Regions from separate parts of the Homo sapiens genome. Here region 2 is linked to region 1. The links are chromatin loops, found by intact Hi-C in ENCODE. Cell type or tissue: heart left ventricle. All regions are shown on one strand. Links, peaks and the distances in the headings refer to the core of each region. The heading gives the core; the rest is flanking DNA. Region 1 has its middle 260 kb from the start of LINC02398. Region 2 has its middle 17 kb from the start of LINC02398.

Region 1 (17,304 bases), core at 3,715-11,714:
CCATTAGGAAAGTCCCAAGTGAGAAATTTCTACGTAGCTCTAAGAGATTAGAAAAGTTCTGCTTTCTCTGAGAAGTGATTATATCTTTATTCCTCATTTTAACAACACAGATCAACCATAACTTCCATTTCTCTTTGACTACCTTAGAGAGAAAAATGAATTATATTGACACTTATGATCTGAATATTTGCTTTTCCCCCCACCTACTCATGCCTTAAAGCTTTCCAAGAATGTATTATTATTGATATTTTATTATTTTGCTATGTGCATTTCTGTTGCCTGTTGCTTACAATTCTTTGCAGGATTTGGTTGGGTACAAAACACTCTATAAATCTAATTTGCTGCAAGAATAACAACTGGGTGAGGAATGAGTTTTATGCTTTATTTGGATAAATTTATGAGGCCAGACTTCTTTTATGAAAGGAATTCCTTTTCTTCTTCTGTCAGGGAGAAAAATCTTGTTCTTTATTCTTTTAATTTTAGTTATTGGGGACCTGTGAATTAAACTGACAGAAAACTGATTAGCAAAATCAATAAATGAATGAAAAGGCAGATTTTCATTCCTATACCTATGTTGGAGTTCACAGAATCATGTGACTCAAAGATGAGGTTAGATTTAGAGGCCTATATACACTATTAACAGGAGAAAGAAGAGGTAGAATGGCACTTATGGGAAAACAAATGATTTTTAGGAAAGATAAATAAACACTTAGGAGAATAGATGGGAGATATGATAGTTTGTGATGATGTCTTTTTAGGCAAGTTCTTATCTTTGTGCTGGCTTCTCATTTGTGGTTGTAGAAGTCAATCTTCCCTGGTTGTGAAACTCCTCAGGGAGGGCATTTATGACAGCTGAATTCTGTTGGAAGGTTCTTTTTTAGGCAGATAAGGGGAGTTCAGGGAAACAAACAAACAAACAAACAAACAAACCCAACTCTGGTATATTCCGGGTCCTTTCATTTCTGAAGAAACTGCTCTTGGGAGGGTAAGTTCATCTGGGTAGATCACTGGTCATTGCAAAATTTGGTTGTGGGTTAAAGTGGGTTCCAGAAATGTATTTCTCTAAGTTTTAGTTAAATTTAATAGCTTGACACATCCTTCTCTTAGTTAGTAATGATGTATTCCCTAATTAAATTTCCAGAGTGCTGGGCTGACATTCTGATTTCTTAAAACTTTCTGTCTCCAACTCACCATGCAAACCTTCAGGGTTATGGTATTTCCTGGCATCTCATTTCTTGTTTTGTTTTTTTTTTCCTCAATTGTAAATGCATTCTTTTTTCTTCCTTCAAATGACAAACTTGTGCTTATTTTGTGTCAATTGATACTTTTTTGTTGAGGGATGGAGTCTCGCTCCGTCAACCAGACTGGAGTGCAGTGACATGATCTCGACTCACTGCAACCTCTGCCTCCCAGGTTCAAGTGATTCTCCTGCCTCAGCCTCCCAGGTGGCTGGGACTACAGGCACCTGCCACCACGCCTAGTTAATTTTTGTATTTTTGGTAGAGACAGGGTTTCACCATATTGGCCAGGCTGGTCTCAAACTCTTGACCTTGTGATCTTGACCACCTTGGCCTCCCAAAGTGCTGGGATTACAGGTGTGAACCACTGCTTCTGGCCAATTTTTGTATTTTTAGTAGAGGTGGGGTTTCACCATGTTGGCTAGGCTGACCTTGAACTTCTGACTTCAAGTGATCCTCCCACCTTGGCCTCCCAAAGTGCTGGGATTATAGGCGTGAGCCACTGCACCTGGCCAATACTTCTTTTGAATAAAAATTAATACTACCTAGCACTTCTTGTACCACATTTAGCGATAATTTTTGTTGAAAGAAGTACACATCAAAAAAAAGTCCTTTCTTTATTCACTTTTACTTTGTCCTGATTTCTTTTGTTTTTGGTCTAACCAGGCTCACAGGCTCCTAATTACATTATTTCTGCCAAGATTAGAGACTTAAGTACTAAAATAGAAAGAAGTTAATTCAAATACACAGAATTTTCTCAACCAAAAATCCATATCTTATAAAAGATAATACATATCTTATAAAAATACATATCTTATAGAAGTATAAAATATATTTTATAAAAGTCCAAAATATATCCTCGATCTATCTACTTCCTTATGTCTCAACTATTATCCTGTTTTTGTTTTTTTACCAAATAAATTCCATTTGTACTGTAATAACTTCCTAATTCATCACTCTGCTACCTTTCTTTCAGTCAAGCCATTTGTCCAGTACTATAGACAATGTGATTTTTTTAAAAGGTAAGAGAGATCGTTAAAGGTTAAAACCCTTTCGTGGTTATCTAGTGCCCTTAGCACCAAACCCTAACTTGTCAACACGACCCACAAGGCCCTGTATGATTTTGCACTTACATCTTATCTCAGACTGTTAAGTTCTTACCCACTGTGCAGATAGAGCCAAACATGGAGACAGCAGGTATTGCAGCAAAGAAAGAGTTTGTCACAAGGCAATTGAATGAGGATAGGAGATATTTCTCAAATGTGTCTCCCTGAGAATCCAGAGGCTAAGGTTTTAAAAGGATGGTTTGGCAGGAAGATTGGGGATGAAATCATAGGAGTGTTGAAGCTGTCTTCATGTGCTGAGTCAGTTCCTGGGTTGGGGTGGTGTTCACAAGACCAGTGGAGTTAGTTCTTTAGTTGGTATTACAAGTCACTGGTCTGGTTGGTGTTAGTTGGTCCACTTGCATGCAGAATCTGAAAAATATCTCAGAGATCGGTCTTAGGTTTCACAGTAGTGTTTGTGATCTCGATTACTATGGAAAAGCAAGGTAGGAACCAATGACAGGCTATTGTTAACTCTGTCTATAGTTAGCAGAGAGGTTTGCAAGAGGTGAGATCCCCAGTGGTCACAGCTGCTTGGTTCCTTGGCCAATCTGACTTCTAGAAGACATGAAGGGGGTCTATATGACCCAAGAATCATTGTTGTTTAAAAGAAAAGTTAATTAATCTTGCAGGCAGCCTGACCAGAGGCTAGATAGGAAGATTATCAGTTATTAGTGACTACCGTTTATTGAAATGACTTGTGCAAGCAATCATATATGGAGGAAGAAAAGGTCAGCGAGAAGGGAATATACTTTACCAAAATTTAGGCCCTTACCATAATTCCAATCTTGTGGTCTTTTATTAATTTTATGAAGGTGGTTTCAATACATCATTTCGTATAAACTCCCATTGTTTTTTCTTTCCAGCCACAATGGCTGCCTTTCTCTTCCTACAAAGCACTATGCTCATTCTTGCTCAGGGTCTTTGTACAATGTGTTTCCCTTGTCTGGGCCATTTTTGTCCAGATTTTCTCAGGGCTAGTTCTCATCATTTGAATATCATCTTCCCAGGGAAGCCCTCTCTGACTACTTTCCCTGAAGTCACCCTCTTCTACCCTATTTACTTTCTCTCATATTACCTGTTTTATTTTCTTCATATCACAACACCACCTGAAATTCTTTCTTTTGGAAACAAGGTCTTACTTTATCACCCAGGCTGGAGTGCTGTGGCACAATCATGGCTCACTGCAGCCTCAACTTCCCAGGCTCAAGTGATCCTTCCACCTCAGGCTCCTGAGTAGCTGGGACTGCAGACTTATGCTGCCATGCCTGGCTAATTAAAACTTTTTTTTAATAGATATGGGGTCTCACTATGTTGCCTTGGCTGGTCTCAAACTCTTGGCCTCAAGCAATCCTCCTGCCTCAGCCACCCAAAGTGTGAGATTAGAGGGGTGAGCCATCATGCCCAGACTGAAATTATTTACTTGTTTATTGCCCATCCCCTCAAAAGAATGTAAACCCTATAAGATGGAGGCATTGTCTACCTTATTCTCTGCCATGACCATATCTGCTCTGAAATGTACTCACTGACTCTTTGTTAAGTGAATCATGTCAAATAGAAAAAAAAATAATTGTACTACTTGCTAAATAGTTACAGGGTGATAAGTTTTCCAAACAAACAGTAAATTCATGAAATTGATATAGAAACTTGGTTTTGAATATATTTTATACAAATATTTTGAATACAGTTTTACTGAAATGCTTGGATAGACTTTCATACACAGTATTATATTTAAAAAATTTTGGAATAAGCATAAACTTATAGAAAAGTTGAAAGTATAGTACTGGAACTATTATGTTTTTCTTGAATAATTTAGTAGTATGTTGCTGAATGCTTTCATGTGTGTTTCTCATTAACAAGGACATTCTCCTACATAACTAGATCCAACTACCAAATCAGGAAATTTACATTGATACATTACTACGGTATGTTCCTCAGAATCCACTGAAGTTTCATCAGTTGTCCCAGTCATGCCACTGATAGCAAAAGGATCCAGTAGAATCACTCATTGTAATTAGGTCTCGTGTTTCTTTATCTTTCTTCATTTTGGAACAGTTCCTTAGTCTTATCTTAACTTTCACGACCTTGACACTTTTGAACATAAAAGGCCCATTATTTTGAAGAATGTTCTTTAATTTGTAATTGTGAGGAACATGATAGATGTGATGCTAAGTTCTCATTGCATCCCGTCATGTGGCACCTGATTTTAATTTTTCCTGTTTCTGATGGTATTTACCTTGATCATTTGATTAAGGTGGTATCTGCCAGACATCTCTACTGTAAACTTACTCTCTTTTCCTTTTCGTAAGAGTGTTTTGTGGAACAGTCCCTTAAGATTATATGACACATCTCTTTTCTCATCGAACTTTCAATTTATTCATTTATTTAAATGTGTGTGTTTTCTATTTTACTCTTCAATGGGTTATACTTTGTTACCATCTTTACTTGATATAATGCTCAAATTCCTCCCAATTTAGCCAGGAATTTGCTCAAGCTGGCTTTTGTGTCCTTTCGACATGCCTTTACCATTTTTTGTGTGCTTCCTTGATTCTTGGCATAACAAGACATTCCAGGCTCATTTTATACTTCCCTTGTTTTAATTCTGTCTATAGTCTGCTGTTTCTCTATGAAGACTTAGTTTCTTTTAGTGAAGAATGGTAATTAAAGTCCAAAGTCTGGACATTAGGTATGTTCATTGATATTGAGGTATCATTGCTTCCAGGCATTCCAATGGGCAGATAAGGGGATAAACATATATAAAATTTACATATTTATAGCTATACTTATTTCCATATGTATGCATGTGTGTATATATATGCATGTGTATGTATTTATGTGTGTGTATACGTATAAATATAGTGTGTGTATCAAAAACCGTAACTTCACACATTTCTTCCAGTTCTAGTCCTCTCTAACCATATCCTAATATGTCCCTTTGGGTGAGTTTACATGGTAGTGACTTTGTCAGCCTAACTGTACCCCAAGTCTAGTCTGACTCTTGATTACAAATTAAAAAAAAATCTTATTCATGATGGGTACTGTATCCATTGAAGTCTGAGAAAAAGTGTTGGCAGAAGGGACATTTTGTGGGAACACATGGGGAAAAGATTGAGAAATGTATACTTAATATTGAAATGCATGTATAATAATACATTTCCACAATCATACTCTATTTGTTTACATTCATTAGAATGCTGCACCCTTTCCCCATCTCCCTCACCTGGGTTCAAGTAATCATTGGTTATGCTTTGCTGCTTTTTTAGCTACAAGTTGCTCAATATTTTTAAACCTTGCATTACTTTATTTACTTGTTATTTATAGGTATTTAACATATTGTATTATATATTTATGTGCTATATGAGATAGTTGTATAAAACTAGGATCAACCTGTGACGTGGGAATGGGCAAAATGAGATGTTTAGCAATTTCAGGCTTCCTCAATAAAAATCAATGGCAAATCATCTCATGACTGGTAAGTGCTGAGAAGCTGAGCGGGAGGACAGAAAGCATTTGAAAGGTCAGAAATAAGATGTCCACAAAAATGAGAATATGAGCTCTGCCTGATGACTGAGTAACAATTCCAAATACAACCTTCGTGTTTTCATAAACCCATGTGAGTGAATTGGCCTTCAAAATATTAAAGTCCACTTTAATGTCAGTAAAAAAGAGAAATTATAGTGAAGGGTCATTATTAGGAAAAAAGGAACTGCATTGAGATAGGAAAAGCCAGTATGCCAGAAGTGCTGCAGGCGGTTTTCCCTGCTGGTGAAGGATAACTCACAAGTGGAAGGCAAAGTGAAAACAAAATACCTCACCTGTTAAATGCCTCTTCCGGATTTCAGCCTGAAGTAAGATCCCAGGCTGGCCTTTTGAAATGATCAACATCAATAACTAACGTACTGATGTTAGTCATTTCTATTTATTAACTTATAAAATAAAAACTTTGTATCAGTTTCTTTATACTGTTTGAGACCCAGATCTAAATGCTTACTCTTTTCTTTTTTTGGCTCCACAACCCTCCGGCAATACCTAAATACCTGAGAAGCAGTTGCTTTTTCCATTCCAGCAAGAAAGAAAGCTAATGAGGAAAATAGTATTTGCCTTGAAGTAAGTTTTCCTTGATTTTCCATCTCATTTTAAAGAAAAAAGCAAAAAGATTTCTTTAAAAGAGGCACATATGAAAATACCTTAAGGATGCGGAATGGCTTAATTAGGAGTCACTGTTATTTTCTTTTATTGATTTCAATTGGGATATAGATCATTAGTTTTCTATTAGTTTTTTTATTATCGTCGTATGGCTTTATAAAGTAATACTGTTAAACTAATGTTCTACAACATAAAGGGGAATTGGTTTATTGTGGCTTTTAATGTTTCTAGAAAGATTAATTTTTGTATAATGATTATTTTACTTCTTAATACTGCTATGGCTCGAAAAGATATAGAACCTGATGAGTACAAATCCATCTTGGCTATAAGCCTAGTTTTATGTTATCATGTAAAAAAGAAAATTTGCTTCAAATTCTTTGCTTTTGCATGCATTTTTTTGTTGTTCAATTGCTGTTATAAATACTATGAATGGCCATTATTGAGAGTTCGGGAATTTTTTTCCCCCTTAAATATGAAGATAGACCAAAGGTAAGGTTCCTATATTGTCAAGGAGCCAATCACTGCATTGATTTATCTTTGCCACTAGATGTCCCTGTATTGATGCGCCTTCTACTTCGGAAGCTTCTTTGAAAACAAACTAACAAAATGAGAGATGTTTGCTACTCTTCAAGTCTTTTTCCTTCCTCTAAGTTAGCAACCTGGGACTTCCCAGATACGATCCTCTTCTTTCCAGAGGATTAATTCCTTAGGACTGGACAGGAATGGAATTAAGCGAAATGCAAGTAAAGTTAGGTTTAGGCGTTGGCCTAAATATATGCCTCTATTAACTACTCAGCCTAGAAAATGTGAGAAGCTGTATAATTTAGATCGACAGAATTTTAAACATGCTAAAATGAGTAGGGGCTTGAATTTGAATTACATAATCAAAATGGCAGATAATTTAAAGTTATATTTGGTAATAAAACAGTTTGTATTTATATTTTTTAAAATTTTAGGTTCAGTGGTACATGTGCAGGTTTGTTATATAGGTGAACTTGTGTCAGGGGGTTTGTTGTACAGATTATTTCATCACCCAGGTATTAAGCCCAGCACTCAATAGTTTTCTTCTCTGCTCTTCTCCCTCCTCCCATCCTCCACTCTCAAGTAGTCACCAGTGTCTGTTGTTCCCTTCTTTGTGTTCATGAGTTCTCATCATTTAGCTTCCACTTATAAGTGAGAACATGCAGCATTTGGTTTTCTGTTCCTGCATTAGTCTGCTAAGGATAATAGCCTCCAGCTCCATCCATATTCCCTCAAAAGACATGATCTTGTTCTTTCTTATGGCTGCATAGTATTTATGTTTTGAATATGAGAATGTTTGGTGTTATGGGAATGAATGAAAATTTCAGTAATAGACTCATACAGATAATATTCATCTTCAAGGAAATTTGTAGTTGTTGAAATCTCTTACACAGCTTCTTACTTCAGTACTCTTCACTGTTTTCCATACTTGACGAAGATTGACCATGTCAGCTTCCAGAAAAATGTGACAAGATAGCTTTACCTGAGCTAATTTCTTTATAAGTTTGATTGTTAGCTCTTAGATTACCTACAAAAGAGGAGATAACTGAATGTTTTGATTCAAAATGTCTCTTGTTCAATTTTAGGTTATACAGAGTCATAATGTTGGATTGGAATAACAATAAAATAAATATCTTTTTATACTCTGTTTTAAAATTATTGGACTCAATACATTTTTAGTAGTAAACTACAATGTTAATAATACAAATGATAACCCATTTAAAATCTGAATTGATTAAAAACTTTTGGGACAATCATTATGTATTATAATAGATCATTTAAAAAATATTAGACCCTGTATTTAAAATAGGCATTCATTTATCAATTGGATATATTATATCTGATTTTGTGGTTAAATAATCTTTTCTCTTATAATATTGATTTAGTCTTTCATGACATGTTACTTATTATACCTCAACACAGGGACAATATAGGGACATAAAAATATAAGTTAATGTCAAATAACCACAATTAATGTAACTTTAAAAATCTGCAAATAAAAATAATCTATGTTTTGGAGGCGGCTTTTGTGCAAACTTTCTTCTCAGTGTTGAAGAAAAAGACACAGTGGATACCCAGTTTTCTGTTTGCCTTAATACAAAGTGATCTTTGAGAAATGGCAAGCTTGGAGAATGGGAGTGATTGCAGGAGACTCACAAAGACAGTTATCCATACTGTCTCTTAAAAATAGAAAGAAAATTCTACAATCTAAAGGCTGAGGAATTTGATATCCTGGACAAAACTCTTGAAAATATTATTGAGTGAAGTTTGTAAGCCCTTTAAAGAAGGAGAAAGTGATCATTGGAAATAAGCATGTGGAATAAAGAAGTCCAATTACAAGTGTTGGAGAGGATGTGAAGAAATGAGAATTCTGATACACTGCTGTTAGGAATGTGAGGTGGTGCAGCCAGTTTGGAAAAGTCTAGCAGTTCCTCTGATGATTAAACATAGAGTTATCATATGACTCAGCAAATTTACCCCTGGTTAGATTCCCAAGAGAAATGAAAACATATGTGAACATAAAAATTTGCACTTCAGTGTTTATAGCAGCATTATGCATGATAGCCTAAAGGTAGAAACACATCCATCAATGGACAAATGGATAAACAAAATGTAATATATCTATGCAGTGGGATATTGTTTAACCATAAAAAGAAATGAGGTGTTAATACATGCTACAACATGGGTGAACCTTGAAAATATCACGCTTATGCTATGTGAAAGAAGCCAGTCACAAAAGACCACATACCATGTTATTCGATTCACGTGAACGTTGAGAAGAGGCAAATCCATGTAGACAAAGTAGATTAGTGGTTGCTTAGGGCTGGGGGAGTTAGGCCAGTACAGGTGGGATAGTTCAAAGGTATAAGGTTTCTTTTTGAGGTGGTGAAATGTTTTTAATTGACTATGGTGATTGGTGCACATACTTGTGAATATACTAAAAGCCATTGAATTGAACACTTTATTATTTTTTAAATTTATTTTTTAGAGATGGGGTCCCATTGTGTTGCCTAGGCGGGAGTGCAGTTGTCATGATCATAGCTCATTGCAGCTTCCAAACTCCTGGGTTCAAGTGATCCTCCTGCCTCAGCCTCTTGAGTAGCTGGGATTGCAGGTGCATGTCACTGAGCCTTATTTATTTATTTACTTATTTATTATAAACAGGGTCTTGCTTTGCTGCCCAGGCTGGTCTCAGACTCCTGGCTTCAAGCTATTCCACTGTTCTGGCCTCCCAAAGTGGTGGGATTACAGGCATGAGCCTGTGTGCCCAGTGAATTGAACACTTTAAATGGGTGAACCATACATTATATGAATTATATATCAGTAAAGCTATTTAAAGAAGAAAAGAAAGAAGAGAAATACTGTTACTTGATACAACACGATGAACCTTGAAAACATGATGCTGACTGGGAGAAGGCAGTCATACATGGTCATGTACTGTATGACTCCATTTATAGAAAATGTCCAGAATAGGTAAATCTACGTAGACAGAAAGTCAGTTAGTGGTTGCCTAAAGCTAATTGAAAGGGGAGGATTGGGCAAGTGATAGGTAAGGGGCATGTGGTTAATTTGGGGGGTAATAAAAATGTTCTAAGATTGCTTTCGGTGATTGTTGCACAACTATGAATATACTAAAAGCCATTAATTATATACTTTAAACAGGTAAATTGTATGGCATGTGAATTATATCTCAATAAAGCTGTTAAAAAAAGAATAAGCATGTATTTATCTAGAGCAATACAGTAGAATTTGAAGAGGGTTCAGTAGTTCTAGACCTTAAAGCAGATGTGCCATCCTGAGTCATTCTCACATGTTCTTCCAGAATGTGGATTCTCATCCCCCCCACACATATGGATGCTGCCTCAGCTGGTGGCTGCTCTTATTCCCTTGAGGTCGCCATGTTCCCTCTGTCCTTGAGTTGGAGTCTTTCCTCTTTGGGATTCTGAAAAGGGAGTAAATCACATCTTCTACTTTTGTTTTTGTTTCCTTTTCTCCACGATTCCAATGAGGAAAATGCCTATCTCTCACAATTTATAGGTGTAATTTTGAACATCATTCTTTGATAAAATTTCTTTTGCTATCCTGGAGAGGATTTAGGATGCTGTAGGTTGGGAAGTCATTTGGATTATATAGTAACAATTGACTGAATGATCCAGAAAGTAAGCTGGTTATTGAAAGTCTTCTGATGTTCATGTTATCTAATACTGCGTTTTTTTTTTTTCTAAATTAGTGATGTGGATAATGGCATGTTGACCACATTTCAGTGGATGTGAAATAAGGAGGCATTATAAATACATTGACTACAAGAACCAGAATCTAAGATGGTTTTGCTAGGTTGAAATGTTGGATCTAATAAGAAACCAACAGCACAGGAAAAAGGATAATATGGCTAGTATTTATACATGTGTAAAACCTCATAGTTTTGGTTTATTATAATCTTAATATGAATGAACAGCTTATGAGGGAAGGAAAAAGACCAAACGGAGTCTTAACCTGCCTTTGTAATTCTTTTCTACACTGATTAGGTCAGAAAAGCCTGTAATATTATCTTTGTTTCTGGTAAACATACTACAAGAAGGATATTGGCTATAGGAAGAAAAGGGTCTGGAATCATAGCATAAGAGTAAAGTTGAAAGAAGGGGGAAGTTTGGGTTGGAAATGTGACACTTTCCCTTGATGTCTAGTCTGATGTAATCAACTTCCTCTTCTCTGTTTCCATAGTGCTTTGGGACTGTTATAATTTTGTTCAGAGAAAAATTAGGTACACTTAAGCCTTAGATTCTTGAAGGTGGGAAGGTTTTCTATAGTTATCTTTTTATGCTCTCTAGGATGCTTGAGGTGCTCATATAAATCTCAATGTCATATAGATTTATTGACGGGAGGAAGATTTAGGCTTTAAGTGTCAAATTGGAAGACACATTGAGGGCCAACTAGTAAGTTACAAGGTAGTAGATTTTGTCTGAATATGAGGACAAAAATCATTGCATAAGACCTCATAAGGTTGTAAGTTCTTGAGGTAGCTTGATTATTGTCAAAAAATATTCCTCATCCTACCTTGGGTGTGGATTATATTTTTCCATTCTCATTGGCTTTAGGTTTGGCCGCTTGAATTGTTCTGGCCAATGAAATGTGAGTGGAAGATCCAGCTCATGGTGTTCTTTGTCCTCTTTTCCCTCTATCAAGACGATTAGCATTGTTTCCAATAGAGGCTGCTCTGTCAGTCTAGGTACTAGAGTAAAGATGATGTGTACATACAGGCTCATCCATGACAAACTTTTACTGTTCGTAATAATAAATAAGTGTTGAAGAAATAAATGTTGGGGCCGGGCGCAGTGGCTCACGCCTGTAATCCCAGCTCTTTGGGAGGCCGAGGTGGGCGGATCACAAGGTCAGGAGATCGAGACCATCCTGGCTAACACAGTGAAACCCCGTCTCTACTAAAAATACAAAAAAATTAGCCGGGCGCGGTGGCGGGCACCTGTAGTCCCAGCTACTCCGGAGGCTGAGGCAGGAGAATGGCGTGAACCCGGGAGGCGGAGCTTGCAGTGAGCCGAGATCGTGCCACTGCACTCCAGCCTGGGAGACAGAGCGAGACCCCATCTCAGGAAAAAAAGAAAGAAAGAAAGAAAGAAATGTTGACACACAGGAGAGAACCCAAGATGGCTGACTAGATGCGAAGAGGTTCTCCCATTGAAAGACACCAGATCATCGAAGTTGGAGTGATACAGTGTATGAATAACGTGCTGATTCTGGCTTTGGAGATAGAGGAAGGAGACCGGAGACCATGAGCCCAGGAACACAGGTATCCTCTAGAAGCTGGAAAAGGCAAGGAAAGGGATTCTTTCCTGAGAAAGAAACCCAGCCCTGCTGACACCTTGATTTTAATCCACTGAGACCTATTTTGGACTTCTGATCTCCAGAACTATAATATAATAAATTTGTGTTGCTGTAAGCCAGAAATAAATAAATAAATAAATAAATAATAAAGACAACAGACCATTAAGTAGATTGGCACACTCCAAACACTCTATATAGTTCTTTGGAAGGAAGGCATTGAGAGTGGACCGAGTGAGGACATGGACCCCAGGTTGAAAGAGGAGGAAACTGGGAACCCTGCATGTAGTTGCCAAGCACCAAGACTCATTCCAGGCACTGGGTGGCTCCTAGGGAAGAGGCGAGTGAAATAGTTGTGCAGTGGCCCACTCTTGCCACAGACCTCCAGGGTCCTAGATGTGGGAGGCCCCATGACACCCATCGATATTTGAGCTGGCAGGGAGAACTGCCTAGAGAGTTGGTAGGGACTGATCTCCAGCCTTTGTGGAGCCCAGAAGGTTTGGTGCAAAAAGAGCTGCAGTGGTGCAAAGCCATGGGTGTCCATCCCCCAAGGATCACCATACCCCCTAGGTGGCTTTATCCTTCGTTAGTTGCTAGACCTGGACAGAACAGGAAGTCTTGCCTGGGGGATAGAGCTAGTCTGATCGGAGTGTGCCTCTGTCTGCTGGCCTCTCCCAGGGTCCCTGCATGGACACATCCACTTACACTGCAGCATCAGCTTGCCAGTGACATCACCATAGCTCTTTCACTGACAGACTCCCAATACCCATCAGAATACTTTTGCAGATGAACTCCTGCCAGTGCACACTCACCTACAGCCTCCTCCCCACTGGCACACACCCACTCTTAGCCTCTCCCCCCCAGAAGACATTATGCAAGACCTCATAATGTTGTAAGTTCTTGCCTGCAGCCTCCTTGGGCTGCCTTGCTGGTATGCATGTATACGTTGACCCTCCACCACCTTACTGGTGCACACTATGCTGGGACATTTGCTGCCCTGCCAGAATGTTTTTTCCAGCAGCCCCTGTTGGAGTATTCTTGCCAGTGGACTAAGAACATCTCACCCCCTCCAGTGCAGCAGGTGCTTAACCTGGAAGGGGCAAAGAACAAAGCCCCAGGCCTTGTCCTAGCTCCCCAGCATTACAGCATGCAGCCTAGGATGCTGAGTGAGAACATGGAAGCATCCAGAAAGGAAGCCATTGACCAAACTCAACTTATACCACAGACAAACCCTTATGAGCATCAAAGAATATAAAAGCAAAAAGCCCCACTCAAAAGACAGCAACTTCAAAGATTGAAGAAACATCTGCCCACACAGATGAGAAAGAATCAGTGCAGAAACTCGGCAACTCTGAAAGCCAGAATGTCTACTTATTTCTGACTGACTGCACTAGCTCCCCAGTAATGGTACTTAACCAGACTGAAATGGCTGAAATGTCAGAATTCAGAATCTGGATGGCAGAAAGCTCATTGAGATACAGAAGGTTGAAGCCCAATGCAAGGAACACAGTTAAACAGTCCAAGAGTTGAAAGACAACATAGCCGTTTTAAGAACCAAACAGAACTTCTGGAAATAAAAAAAATTATTGCAAGTATTTAAGAATTTAATTACTTAAAATGCAAGTAAGAGCATTAATAACAATAGACCGAGGTGAGGACAGAATTTCAGAGCTCTAAGACCTTTCCTTTGAATCAAGGCAGGCAGACAAAAATAAAAGAATAAAAAAGGAACAAAACCTCTGAGAAATATGGGATTACATAAAGAGACCAAACCTATGACTCATAGGAATTCCTGAAAAAGACGAAGACAGAGCAAGCCACCTGGAAAACATACTTAAGGATATTGTCCACTAAAATTTTCCCAACCTCACTAGAGAGGTCAACATGCAAATTCAGGGAATCCAGAGAACCTCCATAAGATATTATACAAGATGACCCTCCGTAAGAGACATATTCATCAGATTCTTCAAAGACAATGAAAAATAAAAAATATTAAAGGCAGCTAGAAAGAAGGAGTAGGCCACAAAGCCATCAAGCTAATAGCAGATCTTTCAGCAGAAACCTTACAAGTCAGAAAAGACTAGGGGCCTACATTTAGCATCCATAAAGAAAAGAAATCCCAATCAAGAATTTCATATCCAGCCAAAATAAATTTCATAAGTGAAGGAGAAATAAAATCCTTTTCAGACAAGCAAATGCTAAGGGAGTATGTTATCACCAGACCTGCCTTACAAAAGGTCCTTAAGGGAGTGCGTAACATGAAAACAAAAGACTAATAGCTGTGATTACAAAAGCACACTTAAGTACATGGCCCACTGACATTATAAAGCAGCTGTAGAAGCAAATCTACATAATAACCAGATAACATGATGATAGGATCAAATTTGCACATATCAATATTAACCTTAAATGTAAACAGGCTAAATACCTCACTTAGAAAACACAGAATGACAAGTTGAATAAAAAAAGCACAGACCCAACTCTGTGCTGTCTTCAAGAGGCCATCTGACATGCAATGACACCCATAGGCTCAAAGTAAAGGTATGGAGGAAGACGTAGCAAGCAAATGGAAAACAAAAAAGAGCAGGGGTTGTTATTCTATTTCAGATATAACAGACAATGATAATAAAGACAAAGAAGGGCATTATGTAATGATGAAGGGTTCAATTCAACAAGAAGACTTAACTATCCTAAATATATATGCACCCAATACTGAAGAACCAAGATTCATAAAATAAGTTCTTGGAGACTGCAAAAAGACTTAGATAACTGTACAATAATAGTGGGAGACTTCAACACCCCACTGGCAGTGTAAGGCAGATCATTGAAGCAGACAACTAAAAAAGATATTCAAGACCTAAACTCAACACTTTGACCAAATGGACCAAACAGACATCTACAGAATATTTCACCTGTATTAATTCTTTCTCATGCTGCTATGAAGAAATAGCTGAGACTGGTTAATTTATAAAGAAAAGAGGCCTAATTGACTCACAGTTCCACATGACTTGGGAGGCCTCTGGAAACTTACAATCATGGTGGAAGGCACCTCTTTACATGGTAGCAGGGGAGAGAATGGGTGCCAAATGAAGGGGGAAGCCCCTTATAAAAACATCAAATCTCATGAGAACTCACTATCATGAGAACAGCATGGGGGAAACTCACCCCATGATTCAGTTATCTCCACTTGGTCCCACCCTTGACACATCGGGATTATTACAATTCAAGGTGAGATTTGGCTGGTGCCACAGAGCCAAACCATATCACCACCTAACAACAGAATATACATTCTTCTAATCTGCACATGACACGTACTGTAAGATTTACCACACATTTGGCCATAAAACAATCCTCAGCAAATTCCAAAAAATCAAAAGCATACCAACCACACTGTCATATCACAGCACAATAAAAATACAAATTAGAACCAAGAAGATCTCTCAAAACCATACAATTACGCTTAAATTCACCTGTTTCTGAATGACTTTTGGGTAAAGAATGAAATTAAGGCAGACATCAAGAAATTATTCAAAACTAATGAAAACAAAGATACAACATACCAGAATTTCTGGACACAGCTAAAACAGTGTTAAGAGGAAAGTTTATAGCACTAAATGCTCACATGAAGAAGTTTCAGAGATCTCAAGTTAACAATCTAATATCACACTTAGAGGAACTAGAAAAGCAAGAACAAACCAACCCCAAAGCTAGCAGAAGAAGAGAAATCACTAAAATCAGAGCTGAACTGAATGAAGTTGAGATGTAAACCATATAAAAGATCAATGAAACCAAAAGTTGGCTTTGTTGAAGAATAAATAAGATTGATTGGTTTGGAGGGGGGAGGGATAGCATTGGGAGATATACCTAATGCTAGATGACACATTAGTGGGTGCAGCGCACCAGCATGGCACATGTATACATATGTAACTAACCTGCACAATGTGCACATGTATCCTAAAACTTAGAGTATAATAATAAAAAAAAAAAAGATTGATTGACTGCCAGCTAGACTAATAAAGAAAAAGAATATGTAAATAACACAATCAGAAATGACAAAGGTGGTATTACCATGACCTGTCAGAAATACCAAAAATCCTCAGAGATATTTGTGAACACTTCTATGCATACAAACTACAAAACCTAGAAAAAAATGAACAAATTCTTGGAAACACACAACCTTGAAAGATTGAACCAGGAAGAAAATGACTCCCTGAATAGGCTAATAAAAATTCTAAAATTGAATCAGTAATAAAAAAAACCTACCAACCAGAAAAAGCCCTTGAACAGATGGATTCACAGCCAAATTCTATCAGCTGTATAAAGAAGAGCTGGTATCAATCCTACTGAAATCATCCCAAAAAATGGAGGAAGAGGGACTCCTCCCTAACTCTTATGAGGCCAGCATCATCCTGATACCAAAACCTGGCAGAGACACAACAATAACAAAAAAAACTTCAGGCCAATATCCTTCATGAACACAGATGCAAAAATCCTCAGCAAAATATGAGCAAATCCAATCCCCCAGCACATCAAAAAGCTAACCCATCACAATAAAGTTGGATTTATCCCTGGGGCTCAAGGTTGGTTTGACTCACACAAATCAATAAATGTGATATACCACATAAACAGAATTAAAAGCAAAAACCACATGATTATCTCAATAAATGCAGAAAAGGCTTTCTATAAAATTCACCATCCTTTCATGTTAAAAACTCTCAACAAAGTAGGCATCATAGGAACATACCTCAAAGTATTAAGAACCATCTATCACAAACCCACAGCCAACATCATACTGAACAAGCAAAATCTGGAAGCATTCCCCCTGAGAACTAGAACAAGACAAGGATGCCCACTCTCACCACTTCTATTAAATGTAGTACTAGAAGTCCTAGCCAGAGCAGTCAGGCAAGAGAAAGAAATAGAAGGCATCCAAATAGGAAGAGATGAAGTCAAATGATCTC
Region 2 (17,304 bases), core at 3,418-11,417, 240 kb after region 1:
CAACAATTAGAGAAGGAATGTTGGGGCTTGGGAGAAAAGAGAGTCAGCTATAGGGTGAAATGTCTGAAGACTGTTTTTCTGGAATCACATGTGCCCTTTGGAGCAATGTGCAACCTTGAGTGAACTGTGATTTGGGAGAAAAGGTGCATGGCCCTAGACCTCTCACTGACCTCTGCTTGGCAGTTTTAGGCTGCTGGCAAGTGCTCTGCAGGCAGAGCCCACGGAGTACTGTTCTCAAGATGAAGCCCACAGGCTTTTGTCTTGATGCTGCAGTCAGCACTGAGGGGATGCTGGAAGCTGCACCTGTGGATCCTGTTGCTGGCCCTGCCTGCCTTAACTAAAGGCATCAGTAGGAGGAATTTGCTCTTTTATGTACAAATAAATATGTTCATTAATTTAGGGCAAAAATGAGAATTTCCTTTCAAGAAAAAGATTACAAAAGAAAGCCCTAGGATTAATGAACATAAATGATCTCCTTGCAGTAATGTTTCTGAGTATAACTTGTGTAATGTGTTTGGAATGAAATCTACCAGGGAAAGGATAGCTTCTTAATTTAATTGGCCCTGCTGGCAAGGATACTATTAATGAAGCAGATGTCTCTCTTTCAGTCTCCCTGAGTGCTTTTATAGCAAGTAAAATTCCTTTTCTTTGATCAGAAATAGGGTAGTTAACACATCTTCAGGAACTGGGCTGCTGCTCAATTTTCCGATTTAATTTTAATGATTTTTTTCTTAGCAGACTTTTTCCATGAAGAAGGGGTTTCTCTCAATATGTTGAGCCCTGAACAGTGTATTTCTCATTCTCTTTAAATAGTACTGGTTTGGAAGCTGTGGAGATATCTCCTGATTTAAGCTTGTATTTGGATGTCCACATGCTTCAGTGATGCCCTCAATAGTGATGTTCTGGAAGTGCATTTGTAAGAGAAGAATTGGGGTAGGGGTAGGTGGAAAGGGCTGGGATCTTAGATCGTGATGGAGTTGGGCTCGTACCTCAGGTGACTTTGGGCAAGGCACTCCACTTCTGTGGCACAGTGAAAGAAGACAGTACTTGACTCCCTGGGTGATCTTGAAAATTCCGTCCTATACCATTTGCAAAAAATGTCTGAATATCCACTTTGTGTCAAATAATAAGTAAGATGGTGCCTGGCCGGGCACGGTGGCTCACGCCTGTAATTTCAGCACTTGGGAGGCTGAGGTGGGTGAATTACCTGAGGTCAGGGGTTTGAGACCAGCCTGGCCAACATGGCAAAACCCTGTCTCTACTAAAAATACAAAAATTAGCTGGGGGTGGTGGCGGGTAGGTGCCTGTAATCCCAGCTACTTGGGAGGCTGAGGCATGAGAATCACTTGAACCTGGGAGGTGGAGGCTGCAGTGAACTGAGATCATGCCAGTGGACTCCAGCCTGTGTGAGACAGCCAGATTTTGTCTTAAAAAATAAAAGATGGCGCTTGCACTCAGGAACTTACAAACATGTGGGAAGATCAAGATGGAATAATTCAACATAAGGTCTAGAGAAGTCAACTATTTGTTCAGTTTCCAGGAACTGTGACACCTAACCTCACTTTTATGAGCAGAAAGCAATTCTAGACCACCCAGGGCCTTTTTGAAGAAAGGTATAGCACTTTAACCCAGCTGAAAATTGATGGTAAGTCTCTCTCATATGAAGAGCAAAAAAATTCTAACTTTCCAGTGAAACATTAGCAGTGCTTAAAATAAGTCAATAGTAAAATAAAAGTAACAAGCATTTTAGAATAATAGAATATGTCACTAATGCTTTAGAGATGAGTTTCAGCTTTGCAACATTTTCCAAATACCGAAATGCTTGTGCCTTTGCAATGTGAACAAATTATTTATTGTGCTTGTTTTGCTATTTTCTGATTACTTGTATACTTCTGGGCCACCTTTAGAACAGATTTACATGGTGATACCTCTAGATTTTCTTGATAGAGTGCTTCCAACCTGGAAAACTCAGGACTAATAGGCCTCAGTTTGTCAAATCACATTGCAGCAGGGCCAGGATTAGGGTGCAGGGAGTGAGGCAGAATCATGCACATACAGTGTCAGACCCTATCTGTAGCGGGCCAAATGATGTCCTCCAAGGATGTCCAAGATCCCGTCCCTGGAGCCTGTGAGCATATTACCGTACATGGCAAAATGAACTCTGCAGGTGGGATTAAAGGACATTTAAATGGGAAGATTATATTGGATTATCTGTGTGGGTCTAGTGTAATCACAAGGATCCTTAAGAGGGAGAGGGAGGCAGGAAGTCAGAGTAATTCCATGTGTGAAAGACTCAACCTACCATTACTGGTTTTGAAGATGGAGAAAGGGGGCCAGGAGAAAAGAAATGCAGGCAGCCTCTAGATGCTGGAAAAGAGCAGGAAGACAGATCCTCCCCTCAAGCCTCCAGAAGAAATGCAGCTCTGCCGACGTCTTGTTGTTAGTCTAGTAAGATTCATGTCAGACGTCTGGTATGCAGAACAGTACAATTATAAATGTATGTTGTTTTACACAAATAAATTTAAGGTAATTTGTTAGGGCAGCCGTAGAAAACTAATTCACTAACTTTATTTAAAATTTTGATACTGTGCTTATCATGGATTTTTTTACATTTGTTTTGATTTTTTTTTTTAGAACATTGCACTACAGTATTATTTATCTTGCTTATTGAGTTTTCTGCAGCCAAGCTGAGAGCCTCCCCCTAGGTTTGGTCCTGCAGTGCAGGCTCAGTTTTGCCCCAGGATACTTCGTTGCTGGTAGCACTGGCAATGTTAGTGCAGCCTCATGTAGAAACATGATCTGCAAATTTGTAGACCGGATCACTTGTCACTGCTCCTTGTTCAACCTGAAGAATGTGTTCAAGTCTTAACTGAGACTACAAGGAAGGGTTCGCTTTGACTCTGGCAAACTATTTATCATGAATGAACATTAGCAGCAATGTGACAAAGAACATATAAGGAAGAATTGTTCTGTGGAATACATTTTAAGCTTGGAGATGTTAAAACTGAATCATCCAAGTGTATTTCTGACACTGAATTTTATACTCTCATTTTATCACCTGTAGGAAGGACCTTTTCAACCTAACTCAGTATCAATTATTTACTTACTTTGTCTGGGTATAGTATCTTCTATTAGTTAGGCAACCCTGAGGTTAAATTCCAGACTTGTCTCATAGGCTGTCATCCTATAACTAGTGAAAGATCTAGTTCATTTTTTTTTTTTTTTTAGTTAGCAAAATAGTGTATGGTACCACGGTCCAACACAAATAACTAACATGCATGGAGAAAAACAACAAAAATAATAGATAAAACAACAACAGCAACAACATCCACCATGTATAAAGTACTCAATTTTCACATAATCCTCCAAAGAACTCTACAAGCCATGTTCTGTTATCCTCATTTCCCCAGATGAGAAAGTCGAAGCTTAGAGAGACAATAACACACAAAAATAACTAACACTTAAATAGAATTTACCATGTTGCCAGGCACTGTTCTAAGGGCTTTACTAGCTCCTTTAATCCACAGCGCCCTAATGGGCATTGTCTCATTTTGCAGATGAGGAAACTGAGGCATACAAAAGTTCATAGGCTTAAATGGAGACGTTAACTTACTTATAGTCATGCTGATGGTGAATAAATTGAGAAATAGAAATTCAAACTCAGATCCATCCAATTAAAAAATGCCATGCTCTTTTTACCATGCCAGTTGCCTCCTAGAACCTTAAACCGGAGTCTCACTAATCTAACTGGTCTCATTACCTTAGCCACTCTCCCCATTCCCTGTCATGATCATGTCATCTGCCTTTTTACAAATTCCAGGTACAGCTCTGGTCAGCTCCCTGGGAGGGGCGGACAGAGTCACTTTGCCACTGCCAAGGGCTCAAAGCAATGTCTGGGAACACCACACCCTGAAAGTCCCTTCCTCCTACGACTCCCTTGCTTGCTTCTAATCCTGGCAGTACATGTGGCAAAGGGGTAAACTGCTTTTCCCAGAAAAAAATTTATGATCCTGACAGCATGACTTAGCAGATCTTTATTGCCCTACTGCCTTGGGAAAGGTATTATCTGACCAGGGTGGGTAGTGATAATGCTTTTACATCAATAGAATCTATCACAGTGTTAAAGTACAGTCCATAGAATTTGTTTTATTCTACTTAGCAACATTTCAGGATATCTTTAAGGGGACACTTTAGAATGAAGGTCATTTTAAAAAATTCAACTCAGAGTCTATGATTTACCTGTAAGATATCTCCTTTAAGTTTTATTCAAATGTGAACGACTTTTGAGTCTTAAAAGATAACTGATTAATATTAGGTACTTTAATGACACATTTTAAATCTTTCTATTCCTAGTTGATTGTAATCTTAAATTTATTTCAAAGGGTTTATTGTAGGAAGTAAAGATTCTGTCAATTTATATTTTAAATTAATTTAAAACTAACAATGACCATGACATTTTTCTGAGATGAAACTCTTGATAACGTATGTTCTAGGATACATATTTGATTTTATATACATCAAAATATATGTTCATTTGGATGATTCTATTTCTATGCATTTAACATTTATGAATGATGGAGGATATCAATGTCATAGCTTAAAACACCACCAAGAAACAATGCAAGAAACATTGAAAAAAAAAAAAGTTTGACCAGGAGTCCAAACACCCGATGTTTGTTTCTCCCGTCACTAGCTATGAAATCATAATACTCTGGGTCTCAGTTTCCTCTTCTTTAAAATGCAGTTAATAAAATATGTCCTTCCTACTTTATAGGGTTGACTTTAAGAAAAAAATTAGATAACATAAATATAATTTGAAGAGAAATAATGTAACCTCCTCTATGTAATTTAAACTATTGAAATTTATCTTTATGGTGTCTGTTTCTTAGGGACTACATACACTCATTTCATTTACACATTTTAGTCACATCATAATTTGCATCATGCATTGTATATTTGTATTTCTTGCATATATAGAACAAGTAGCCATGACAGGAAAAGCATCTGTTGTCAGGAGAAAGTTTGACGTTTTGAGGTATACTGGATTAGGATTTGGGGGCCTTGGCTTTTGCTCCATGCTCTGTTACCTGAATGGCTACACTCTAGTTCTATTGCCATTAGAGATCGTTTTACCTCTCAGGGTGCTGGTTCTTTCCTAGGTGAAAATCAGGGGGATTGTATGAAATAGAATCTGAAAAGTCCTCTTCAGATCTATTCAGTCTTTTCTGCTGCTTTACATTTTTAGGTTTTAATGTCAGTTTTGGCTATCAAGGAGGAGATTAAAGAGCAAATGCATTATTATCTCTGTGTTTTAGTTAAAAATATAGTTTCCTAGGATTCATTTACATACTTTAAATTTGTCAGTAGCTTCATTAAACTCATGTTTAGTATAATTTAAAAATAGTTAACATTTATTGAGCATTTCCTTTGTACAATGTCCATCAATGATAGACTGGATTAAGAAAATGTGGCACATATACACCATGGAATACTACGTAGCCATAAAAAAGGATGAGTTCATGTCCTTTGCAGGGACATGGATGAAGCTGGAAACCATCACTCTGAGCAAACTATCGCAAGGACAGAAAACCAAACACCGCATATTCTCACTCATAGGTGGGAATTAAACAATGAGAACACATGGACACAGGGTGGGGAACATCACACACTGGGGCCTGTCGTGGGGTGGGGGGATGGGGGAGGGATAGCATTACAAGATATACCTAATGTCAATGACGAGTTAATGGGTTCAGCACACCAACATGGCACATGTATACTAGGTAACAAACCTGCACGTTGTGCACATGTACCCTAGAACTTAAAGTATAATAAAAAATAAATAAAGCATTTCCTTTGTATAAGGTTCTTTGATAAACACTTTTTTTACATTATATTATTTAATACTAAAAATAACCCTAAGCAGTAAATGTGATGATTAGCTCTATTTTAGAGAGGAGGAGATTGAACCTAACAGAGACTACATAAATTGCCAATGTAACACATTTGCTAAGTTCCATGTAGTGTTTGAATCCAGACCTTTGTTCTACATTACCCCATATAAAAGAATATACTTCATTTCAGTGTATTTTGTGAATTATCAAATGAGAAAGGCTTTCTTATATTAACCAAACAGTAACTCTCTGTCTTAAGATATGAAGGGCTATATTTGAACACCTGGACCTAAATATTCCTCACCCAAAAATATGACCAAAGAAAGAATTTGGAAATCCTGACTTTGAAGTAACAATGATACCTATTCTTTGTTTAGAATAGCTGTAGATCTCCCAAATTATGTGTTTTTAAAGAAATTTTACCTTAATCATGGACTGAATAATTATAGTCATATGATATGTAAATTACACATATTTATTGTTACCTTATATTCCACGCTCAACATGGGAAAGGAGAGAGCATTTACACAGCAAAATCAGTGAAAGAAGACAATTCATGACATTTTCTTTCATGGTAGAATTAGAAATTAGGATAAGGTATGAGGTTAATTGATTTATGTCTCCATGAAACCACTATGTAAACACAACTTTAGGTGAATATATTAGAGTAATGTTTGATTTTTAATTCTATCCAGTAGAGGGAGATGGCATGTTAACTATTACATTGCAATTTATATGTCCATATTTTTAATAATTTCTTACAGAATCCTAATAGGTAAAATCTGGGATAAGCAAATATTTTGATCTTTAAAAGGCTTTGGAAGTGATATGAACTTAGTTCTCATAGGGAGTTAAATCAAATAAAGTTAACTGACTTTATTTGATTGTAATAAAGTTATAATACAATACTTCAGATTTACTTGTGGATAAATGGAGAGAGTCTAAAATAATTTCATAGGGAGGTTAGAAAAGGTTTCCTTTACTAGTTAATAACTTTAAACAATTTCACCACATCCATCTTATGTTATCATAAACAATGTGGAAGGCTCTACTTTAGGTGTAAATCACAGGTATGGCAGCTGTGTGGTGCTCATTGGTGACTGGCATGATTTCTCCTTACAATGTGGAAAATAGTCACCCTCAGTCAGGATTCTTTTATCCTTGAAATCAACGATCAAATGAAATCAAATGATAGACCTTTGGCTAATAGCAGTATTTCTTTATCTTCATAAAAATTTAAATATCTTATGAAAATTATAATTGTTCTTGACACAAATCAATACTGAAGTGAAAGTGCCAGAACTTAGACATGTAGAAAAAGAAACCAGTATGCAGGAGTTGGAAAAAAAAGAAAATAAAACTTTCAATGAAGTGAAAATACCAGAAGTAGAGTCCTGGTATGCAGTAGCTCATATATTTTTTTTTTTGACCAGTTGAAGAATTTTTTTTTTTAAATCACTTTCTTGGTTCCTTCTTTAATAGAACGATTTTTAAATATAAAGTTGAGATGAATAATTTAAATGTTTTCTTAAATGGCAGTAGAAATATAAATGAGTCATTTAAGAACTCTAGACCTCATCAACCCAATTACAACCATTTAAGCATTCAGTTAACAGTCTGAAGTAAATTTTCTTCTGTCTTCCCCTCTTCTTTCTGGTAAGTGCTCTGCCAGCCTCTTCATCTCCCCAAAGGCGGCAAAACAAATACTATCAATGAGCAACTTTCATTGTTGCTCTCTAACTGAACTTAGTGCAGATTGTATCTGAATAGTTTGCCTGTACAACTTCTAGAACATTCTAGAAAAATATTGGTGAGGCTACAGGGCCTGGGTGATACCTATGAAGAGTACTCACTCAAAGGCAAAGTTGGACTAATTCACCATATCTCACCTGGGGCTACAACTAGAACATTTTATTGTTATTGATTTTATGTTTTTGTTTCTGCATGAAGCTGCTACACAGAGAAGTGATTCTCACATTGGAGAGCACTGACTCCCAGAATTTTACCATGTTACTAAGATGTTTTTAACATGATCTACATGGATGCTGTTTCTTTGCCTTCCGAGGCTGATTTTACTTTGGCTTTGGGTTAACTTCCAGAAGCATCCACAAAAGATTGGATCACCTTAAGCATGTTGTGACATTTTTAGTTTTAATACAATTTTTGCGGGTCACTTAAAGTGTTTATATCATATAGCAGATAGGATGTCATTCAAGCATGCTTATCAAATATTCTTTTTCCAAAACCTTTTTTCTCTTTTATTTCAACAATCAGAAATTTTCTCTCATACCCAACTACCCCAAGTGTGCTTCCTATATATCAAGGACAAATTAATTTATTGCTTTCTTCTTGAAGAACTTTATTATTTTAATACCTTTATTTAACTTATGCTTTCTATTATGTATGAGTGTTTCTTGTACTTCCTGGTTTTAACCAATAGTCCAGTATGAAAAGTATGACTGAATATATAAACATGATCTCCTTGGTCTTAAACTTGTCTTGGCCTATGAATGACTAGAATTAACTAGGAAGTTTTAAATCAATATTCAGACAAAGCAAAATGAAACAAACCCACTAATTTTGGATGGGCATCATTTTTGTAAAACTAGTTAAATTCCCTTCGTGTGTGAATTTCGATTATTTCCCCACTTTCTATTAAATTTTGCATTACGTAAATCATGCCCTAAATTACACAACTTACTTTACCAATTTAAAAAATGAATTGGGGCTGGGCATGGTGGCTCACGCCTGTAATCCCAGCACTTTGGGAGGCCGAGGTGTGTGGAACACCTGAGGTCAGGAGTTCGAGACAAGACTGGCCAACATGGCAAAATCCTGTCTCTACTAAAAATACAAAAATTAGCAGGTTGTGGTGGCGGGCGCTTGTAATCCCAGCTACTCAGGAGGCTGAGGCAGGAGAATCGCTTGAACCTGGGAGGCGGAGGTTGCAGTGAGCCAAGATTGCGCCACTGCACTCCAGCCTGAGTGACAAGAGTGAAATTCTGTCTCAAAAAAAAAAAAAAAAAAAGAAAGAAAGAATTGGAATTTTTGTAACCTTAACAGTACACATAGTTTTAGCACATTTGATTTATGACATGTAATAGAAAAAATTGGGGGCATATATCTACATTATTCTGGAAGATAATTTGTAACAAACAGCGTGGCATATGAAAGGGGACTTCTGAGAATGCTTAGGCATGAGATTCAAACCTTGATTAAACCCTTTGGTTGTAAATGGTTTTTGGTCTTTCAATGACTTATGAATTTCTCGTCCTCTTTCTTGTTTCATACTCTTTGCAGTCACATTGTGTCACATAGCATGGAATGGAATGATTTTATTACAATGCTTGTTAGTATAATTGATTGTGCTAGACTTAATGAACAATGCTCTCAGTGGATATTTCAGGTTGATTTATAGTGCTTTTTCTTTTTAAGCAAACATGGAACAAAGTCCATGGAGCTTCCTCTCATTGCTCATAAACATGGCCTGCTTAACATGTAGTGGAAAGAGCATATAATTGGAACTCAAAAGACCCAGGCCCAGGATTTATTTATTCCACTGGGTCCTAATTGTGTGGCATTGGCTATACCACTCTGCCAATCAGAAATTCAACTTCCTTTTCTGTAAACTGTGAATAACAATTGCTTGATCTGTTGTCTTAAGTTAGGCTCACATGGAAGAGTTCTTTGTACACTCTAAAATGCTTTATTATCCTAACTTCAAATTAAGAGAAGCATACTATTCATGCTTCACTGATGATCAAGATAAACTTACACAATAATTTTACATTCTTGATAAAAGTCACAATTTTTCACCCTGCATACTTAAAACAATTTCCTGTGAGCTGTAAAATTTGAGCCATTTAAGGAGTTTTGCTATTATACTCTATCTGGAAGCACTACAGGATTCTTAAATTTGCAAGCAGACACGCCTCGTTTCAAATTCTGGCTCTACCACTCATTAGGTATAAGACTTTGAGCAAATGTCTTAATCTTGTTGGAAGTCTCCATTTTCCTTGGAAAGGTGATCCTAGTACCCACTTGATGAAGCTGTTATGAGAATTGAGCGAGCTAGATTTTCAAAAGCACTCAGCACACAGCATCAGTGAAAGGTGGCTGTTTTATGACACTAGGGAGGACAATGCATAATATGAGGAAGGCAGATGACTGTTGACACCTGACCCAGGCCATCCAGTTATTAGAACCCATCTGAACCACTTCATGGGATGCAGTGGAGACAGGTAAGGTCTTAGTAATTGGCAGTTAACTATGTTATCAGTTATTACAGATTTTTCTCATGCCAAATATATATAAATCAACAAAAATATTCTTTTGTTGGCAAAGACAGCTTTCAAAATGAGCATGAATATAATAGAATTGTTTTCTGACTTCTTTCAAAAGGAGTTTGACAATGTTTTACCAGTTTAGATTTTAAACTTGGTATTATATAATGTTTAAAACCTCAGTTTTATTCACAAATTGCTACATCTGTGGTCATTCCTAAGTAAAGTTAACCTAGTGAGGAAGGTGTTAATCATTAAAAATTGAAATAAGTGGCAAGTGATATCATGATCAGAGTATCTCATTCTTATGGTCAAAGGTTATCTCTCCTCCTCCTTGCCCCTGACACGCTGGAGATTTTCATAATACTCAAACATTTATAAACTAACCCAATGTAATTTTTCTCAAATATGTGTAATATTTGCTCATTTGGAAACTTTCAATCCTCTGGCTCTTGTCTTTGTTTTCCCATTTGCCAGTCTTTTGGAGCATTTAACAGTCATTAGTGTGACATGACAGGGTGGGGAAAAAACATAAGAGATCAAAATTAAAATCAGTCTGACAGTCTCATACATCAGCCTGACAATGTGAGTCACCACAGGGGCTTTGTAGGAAAATGTAAAAACTCCCAGACTCTTCGTTCAAATTCTGCTTCTAGTTCTGGCCATAAAGGAGATATTTTACAGGGTGTATGTTCGTTTGGCATAGGAGGAGAAATAAATCAGAGGATGGTCTATTTACTAGGGAGAGGCACCCTCCCATGAAGTCAGTCTTTTCCAGGCTAAACCATGGGATTTCCTGAAGTAGAGGAGCAGAGAACCAAGCAAAACAAGAGTAAGATGGGTGGTGTAAAAGCACTCTGGAGGAGTAGACAGGGAAAAGCAGGAGAAAATCCACAGCGTAGCACAACTCACGGTGCCAGCCTACCATGCTTCATAACTATGTGCAACTCCAACAAGACTGCATAGAAAAGAGAGAGAGGAAAGAGAGAGAGAGAGATAGAGAGAGAGACAGAAATAGAGACCACAGAAGAGGCACTAACAAGTCCAGAAGAAAATGGATCCAGGATAATGCAAGACACACAAATCAGCAACATAACCTTAAAAATATAATGGTGCAGCAGCAGCATTGCTGGAAATGGAGAGGGCTAGGAACAGACTGAGATTCACATTTAACCATCTAGGATTAAAAGGTGATCCTGAGCATGCTATGGAAGGATGTGTCAGTGGTCAAAGGTTAGGTCGTATTCATTAGAAGGCACTTGGAAGTAGTTGTAATGTTTAAATTAAATGTTTAGTAAATTCACATATTGCTTTTTTTCCCTATAATGTATACTTAAGTAATAATAAGAAAGTCTTTTATTCAAATTTTAGTCTAAGGATGAGTGAATATATCAAAAATAGGGAAACAGTAGTGTATCCATTTTCTAGTTTTCTGCACCTACTTTCTGTTGCAGTGTTTTTTCAGTGTAAGGTATTCAAATAATATTTGTTGAATTGAACTAAATTGAAGGAGAAATTTCTGAGCTTTGTCGTTTTACCTCTTTGGCATCTGTATAAGTTTTAATTTCATTCTCAGATGCCTACTGGCTCACTCAGTGTTAGGGTCTTCTGGGTCAGATGCTCCTTGTGGGAAGTTACGTAGTTTGGAAGCCTGGAATGTGTTGTTTATGCTAATGAACACACAGCTATCTTCTCCTCTACGATGAGATTGTCATTCAACTGTCAAACAGTGCTTATCCCAGGGCTGCTTTTTATGTATTTAAAGTCTAAAGAGATATCCTAAGCTCCTCTATAAGGACTCCTGAGATGTAATTATGAGTCAGTTAAATTTGTTTTTTTGTTTTAAATCATATTTCCCCATATTTTATTTATCTAAGACCAAGCACAATGTTTTCTTTATTCCCTATCTCTTAGATAGAGTTCACTTGCTTGCCAACAATAAGTCATCAGAGCCCAGTAAACAATATCCGTATTTAGCTTCCTCTCATTAGTTTGTCTGTTTTCTATCAGTCAAAGAGGTGTCATGTTGCAGACAGATCAACATTGCTACAAGATTCTTTTTACCTTTGATTGCTAAGAGGGGTAGAATAGGGTAATTCAGCAGAGTATGCTTTTAAAATTATTTACATGGGCAGTTTAAAAGCATTTTAAGAATCTGTTAATAAAGGCTATCAGTGGAACTAGGTGAATGGTAAGTGTATTTATATGTTAGACATGGTGGGTCTTTATTACTGTGCTCTTTCTTGTAGACTAGGATTATCTCTGCTATATTCACTCAAGAAACATTCATTAAGTAGCTACTATGAACTAGTTTTGGGCTAAGTCATAAGGATTAAAAAATGAACACAGAAATTCAGAAGATACCTTCCACATGCTTCTATAACCAAGTCAAGGGATCTACCTGCATTTTTACATGAATATTCTAATTTTCTTCCGGTTACAATAAATGAATTATATATAATTCTGTCTATCTTGATCTAATCCTCTTTCTTTTTTCAAGAACTTTGTTCCTGCTTTTGCCCCTTCTATCATAAATTTTCCTTCTTTATTGCATCCTATCTATTAGAAAACAAACATGCTGTAGTATATTTCGTGTTTGGAAAACCCACTCCAGACCACTTGTTCTACTTTATAGCTTGTTAAAAGAGAATTTTCAAAAAAGACAAAGGTATGGCTCTTCTACAGCTATAAAAGAGCAAATGTTAAACATTTTATTTAACATATTATTATGGGAGGATCAGGAAGATATTACAAGCAGTCATAGAAGAATCCAACCACATCACACTCATTAGTATGGTCACTATCAAAACAAACAAACCAGAAAATAAGAAGTGTTGGTGAGGATGTGGAGCAATTGGAATACTTGTGTGCTGTTGGTGGGATGTAAAATGGTGCAACTGTTATGAAAAACAGTATAGTGATTCCTCAAAAAATTAAAGTAGAATTATTGTATCATTCAGCAATTCTACTTCAGGCCATATACTCAAAAGAATTAAAAATTAAAAGCAGGGTCTTTAAGAGATATTTGTATACCTGTGTTCATAGCAGTATTATTCACAATAGTCAAAACGTAGAAGTGTCCACTGATGAATGAATAAACAAAATATGGTGTATATACACACAATGGAATATTATTCAGCCTTGAAAAAGAAGGCAATTCTGACATATGCTTCATTGTGGATGAATCTTGAGGCCATTTTGCTCAGTGAAGTAAGCCATTCACGAAAAGCCAAATACTGTATGATTTCATCTCTGTGAGGTACTTAGGGTAGTGAACTTCATAGAGAGATAGTAGAATGGTGGTTACCAGGAGCTATAGGTAACCTACAGGGGAATGGGGAGTTATTGTTTAATGAGTACAGTGTTTCCATTTTGCAGGATGAAAAGAGTTCTGGAAAGGGATGGTAGTGATGGTTGCATAACAGTGTGCCATGTACTTAACACTACTGAGCTATATATGTACTTAAAAATGATTAAGATGGTAAATTTTATGTATATTTTACCACAATCAAAAATAAATTTAAAAATAAAAGAAAAAGGAAAGAGGAAGGCAAAAAAAGTTAAGGAAAAAAAGATGTTAAGGGGAAAAATAATATGAACAGAGACATATATAGGGATTAGGAATTTTTTTAACTTTTAAAACTAATTTTTTTAAAAATTGACAGATGACATCGTATTTTTTAAACATGTACAACATGATGTTTTGAAGCATGCATACATTGTGGAATGGTTAAATCTAACAACTGCGTTACCTCACATAGTTAACAATTGCATTACCTCACATCCATCCAGCATACCATTTTTGTGGTGAGAGCATGTAACAACTGCTCTGTTTACGTTTTTCAAGAATACAACATATCATCCTTAACTATAGTCACCTGGCTGAACAATAGATCTCTTAAATTTATTTCTCCTGTCTAACTGTAATTATGTATCCTTTGATCAACATCTCCTTATTCCCCTTTCTCCCCATAGTCATTCAGCCTCTGGTAAACTACTGTTCTACTCTCTACTTCCATGAGATCAACTTTTTCAGATTCCACATGAGTGAGATGGTGAGCTATTTGTCTGTATTAAGGACACTTAATATCCATAGTGTTGCAAATCGCAGGATTTCATTCTTATGGCTGAATAGTACTTCATTGTGTATATGTACCACATTTTCTTTAGGTCTCCATTTATTGATGGACATGTAGGTTGATTCCATATCTTGGCTATTGTGAATAGTGCGGCAATCAACATGGGAATGCAGATATCTTTTTGACATACTGATATCATTTCCTTTGGATAAATACCCAGTAGTGGGATTGCTGTATCATATAATAGTTCTAAATGTTAATTTTTGAGGCATCTCCATACTGTTTTTCATAATGGCTGTACTCATTTATATTCCAACCAACAGTGTACAAGCGTTTTCTTTGACCTACATCCTCGCCAACACTTGCTATCTTTAGTTTTTTTGATAATAGCCATTCTGGGGTGAGGTGATATCTCATTGTGGTTTTAGTTTGCATTTCCATGATGCTTAGTAATATTGAGCATTTTTTATCATATACCTATTGGGCATTTGTAGGTCTTCTTTTAATAGACATTTAATAAATGTGCAAATAGAGGCAAAAATGGCTTCTTCTGCAGTGAGAGAAGAAAGTCAATAGATCCTCTAAGGGACAGAATTTGTTTCCATATCCACAGACAAGAACAATTTTTTGCATTGTCATCATTTATGTATAAGAGACGAAGTTGTAAAATAGCCCCCATAGAATCAGAATTAGAGAACCTGGAAGAGTGTGCTCTAACCAATGCACCATTTTCCAGCAAAGCACATTTTTTTTTTCTACAAACGAAACTCTTGGAACAAGTAGACTACACTTTCTGTCATTCCCATGTATGGAAGAATAAAAATGGCCACAAGTTATTTGCAGCTCCTTACGTCAAGAGTTGGAGTCCATTGGCTGGGTGTGGTGGCTCACGCCTATAATCCCAGCACTTTGGGAGGCTGAGGCGGGTGGATCACGAGGTCAGGAGTTCCAGACCAGCCTGGCCAACATAGTGAAACCCCGTCTCTGCTAAAAATACAAAAAATTAGCTGGGCGTGATGGCGGGTGCCTGTAATCCCAGCTACTTGGGAGGCTGAGGCAGAAGAATCACTTGAATTTGGGAGGGGAAGGTTGCCGTGAGCCAAGATCGTGCCACTGCGCTCTCTCTAGCCCAGGCGACAGTGTGTGACTCCGTCTCAAAAAAAAAAAAAAAAAAAAATTAAAAAAACACAATAAGATGGAGTCCATTTTCTTACTCCTTAAATCTAGACTGGCCTTGTGACTTGTTTTGATTAATAAAATGTGGCAGAAGTGGCCTTGTGCAACTTCTGAAGATAGACCCCAGGAGGCCCTGCAGCTTCCACTCTCGCTGTCTTAGAAAGCTGCTGCCCTGTGAATAAGCCTAAGCTACCCTGCTGGAAAGACCACATGGGGAGGACCAAGGTGATCCAGCCACACTCTGCCAACCACCAGATATGTCAATAAGGCCATCTTATACCATCCAGTCCTGTCCAAGCTGTCAACTGACTATAGCCAATAAGTGAGTCTAAGTGAGAGCAACAGAGGAGATGTCTCGCTGAACCTAAGTGAAATTATCAACCACAAAATTGTGAATGAATAAATCACTTTTAAGCCACTAAGTTCTGGGGTAATTTGTTATTCAGCAAATATGGTAACTGATACAGATTTCACTAAATGGTACCTTAATTTTTCCAATTCTTCATACCCCAAAGTTTAGAGTTACCTTACCTATTCTCCTTTTTTAATATCCGGCATCTGACTTATTAGCAAGTACTCTCAGCTCTTCCTTCAAAATATATCCCAAACCTGACTATTCTTTTTGCTACTTTGGTTTGTTCTAAGGGTTATGTTTTTTTAAAAAAATAAAAACTTTTATAAAATAGAAACAAATACTATCATTTTAGCTTTAAATATATACATTTTTATTATATTTATAATGCTTACAATATTGTACTGTAATTAACTGTATAAATGTATTTTCCCCAAGTCTATAAGCAGTTTGAGGGCAGTAGCCACACCGTCCTCTGTCAAGCACATCACACATTATTTTTGTAGTGGTAGTATTATGCTAGGTACATAGTAGGCTCTCAAGGAATCTCTGCTAAATAAATGAGTGGAAATGAAAGATAATAACATAGCAATTAAAGGTCTTATTAACCCATTTATTCTGGAGGTTGCAATTTTTTGAATTTTTGCGTGAGTGAAAAATGAGACCTTGGTGATGAGCTTGAGCAGTGGGATATAAATAACCCACACATGCGTAGTGTTCCAGTGTATTGTGCATTTTCTTGACATTGATTTTCCTAAGACTGATAGTGTTATCCTATTCCTAGAAAGCCTCTGCATACCCTTAGGCATATTCTTAGTTCCTCTTGTGGCTTTTGGTGGTTTTTTGAGTATATATTTCTCTGCTACACAGATTCCATACTCCTTGAATGATTCACCCTTGTATCTCCTATGTCACTGGGTGTAGTACTTTATACAGAGTAGGTGTTAATAAATATTTCCTGAATATCACTGAACTCTGTAAACTCAGTATTAAAGTGGAAAGCTTCACTGAAAGGATGAAAAATATTTTCCAAAGACTTGAAAGTCCTTGTTAAAAATATGAGACACCAGCCAAATAAATACATTTATATACATGCAAAAAGAAAAAACAAGAAAGTAAGCAAACCAACCAGCAAAATACAAAAAAGCAAATGATTTTTTTTTTTTAAATCAGGGAAAAATAAGCTTTTTAGAACAGCAGGCTTTTTAAAAACATGCCAAATACATGTTCTTGAATAGTGTATTTTGTCTTCTCATCTTGTTTCCTCAACTCCTAAAATATTAGTGTTAAGAATTCATTTCACTATTATTGGAATATTAGACTTTTACACTTTTGGAAATATCTAGTAAATTCTGAAAATTGGAGACATGAATTAATTTAATCTTTGCACAGCATGATTACCTCTTGTTAAGAAAGATATGAGTATAAACATTCTTTAAAAAAGCCTAGTCAATACCAAACTTTCTTGTGATAGAGACAGAATCACATATAGTATATATTTTTAAGAGTGCATTGTTATCTCT

Evidence for each region. Peaks named below come from ENCODE experiments on the same cell type or tissue, not always from the same donor. Only the 100,000 strongest peaks of a DNase experiment are listed, where the experiment ranks them.
Region 2: a loop joins it to region 1, with 3 times the contacts of the local background. A loop is called at or near these places in 3 of 110 quality-filtered maps.

Annotation. Positions count from the first base shown.
Region 1 is chr12:19,750,477-19,767,780 of GRCh38, forward strand. No RefSeq gene overlaps it. Among named protein-coding and RNA genes, the nearest start is that of LINC02398, 260 kb to the right of the region's middle. In heart left ventricle, for the core only: a CTCF peak has its summit at 7,030 (motif pointing right); no DNase peak of the experiment used is centred there; H3K27ac peaks cover 295 bases.
Region 2 is chr12:19,988,567-20,005,870 of GRCh38, forward strand. No RefSeq gene overlaps it. Among named protein-coding and RNA genes, the nearest start is that of LINC02398, 17 kb to the right of the region's middle. In heart left ventricle, for the core only: a CTCF peak has its summit at 6,593 (motif pointing right); no DNase peak of the experiment used is centred there; H3K27ac peaks cover 824 bases.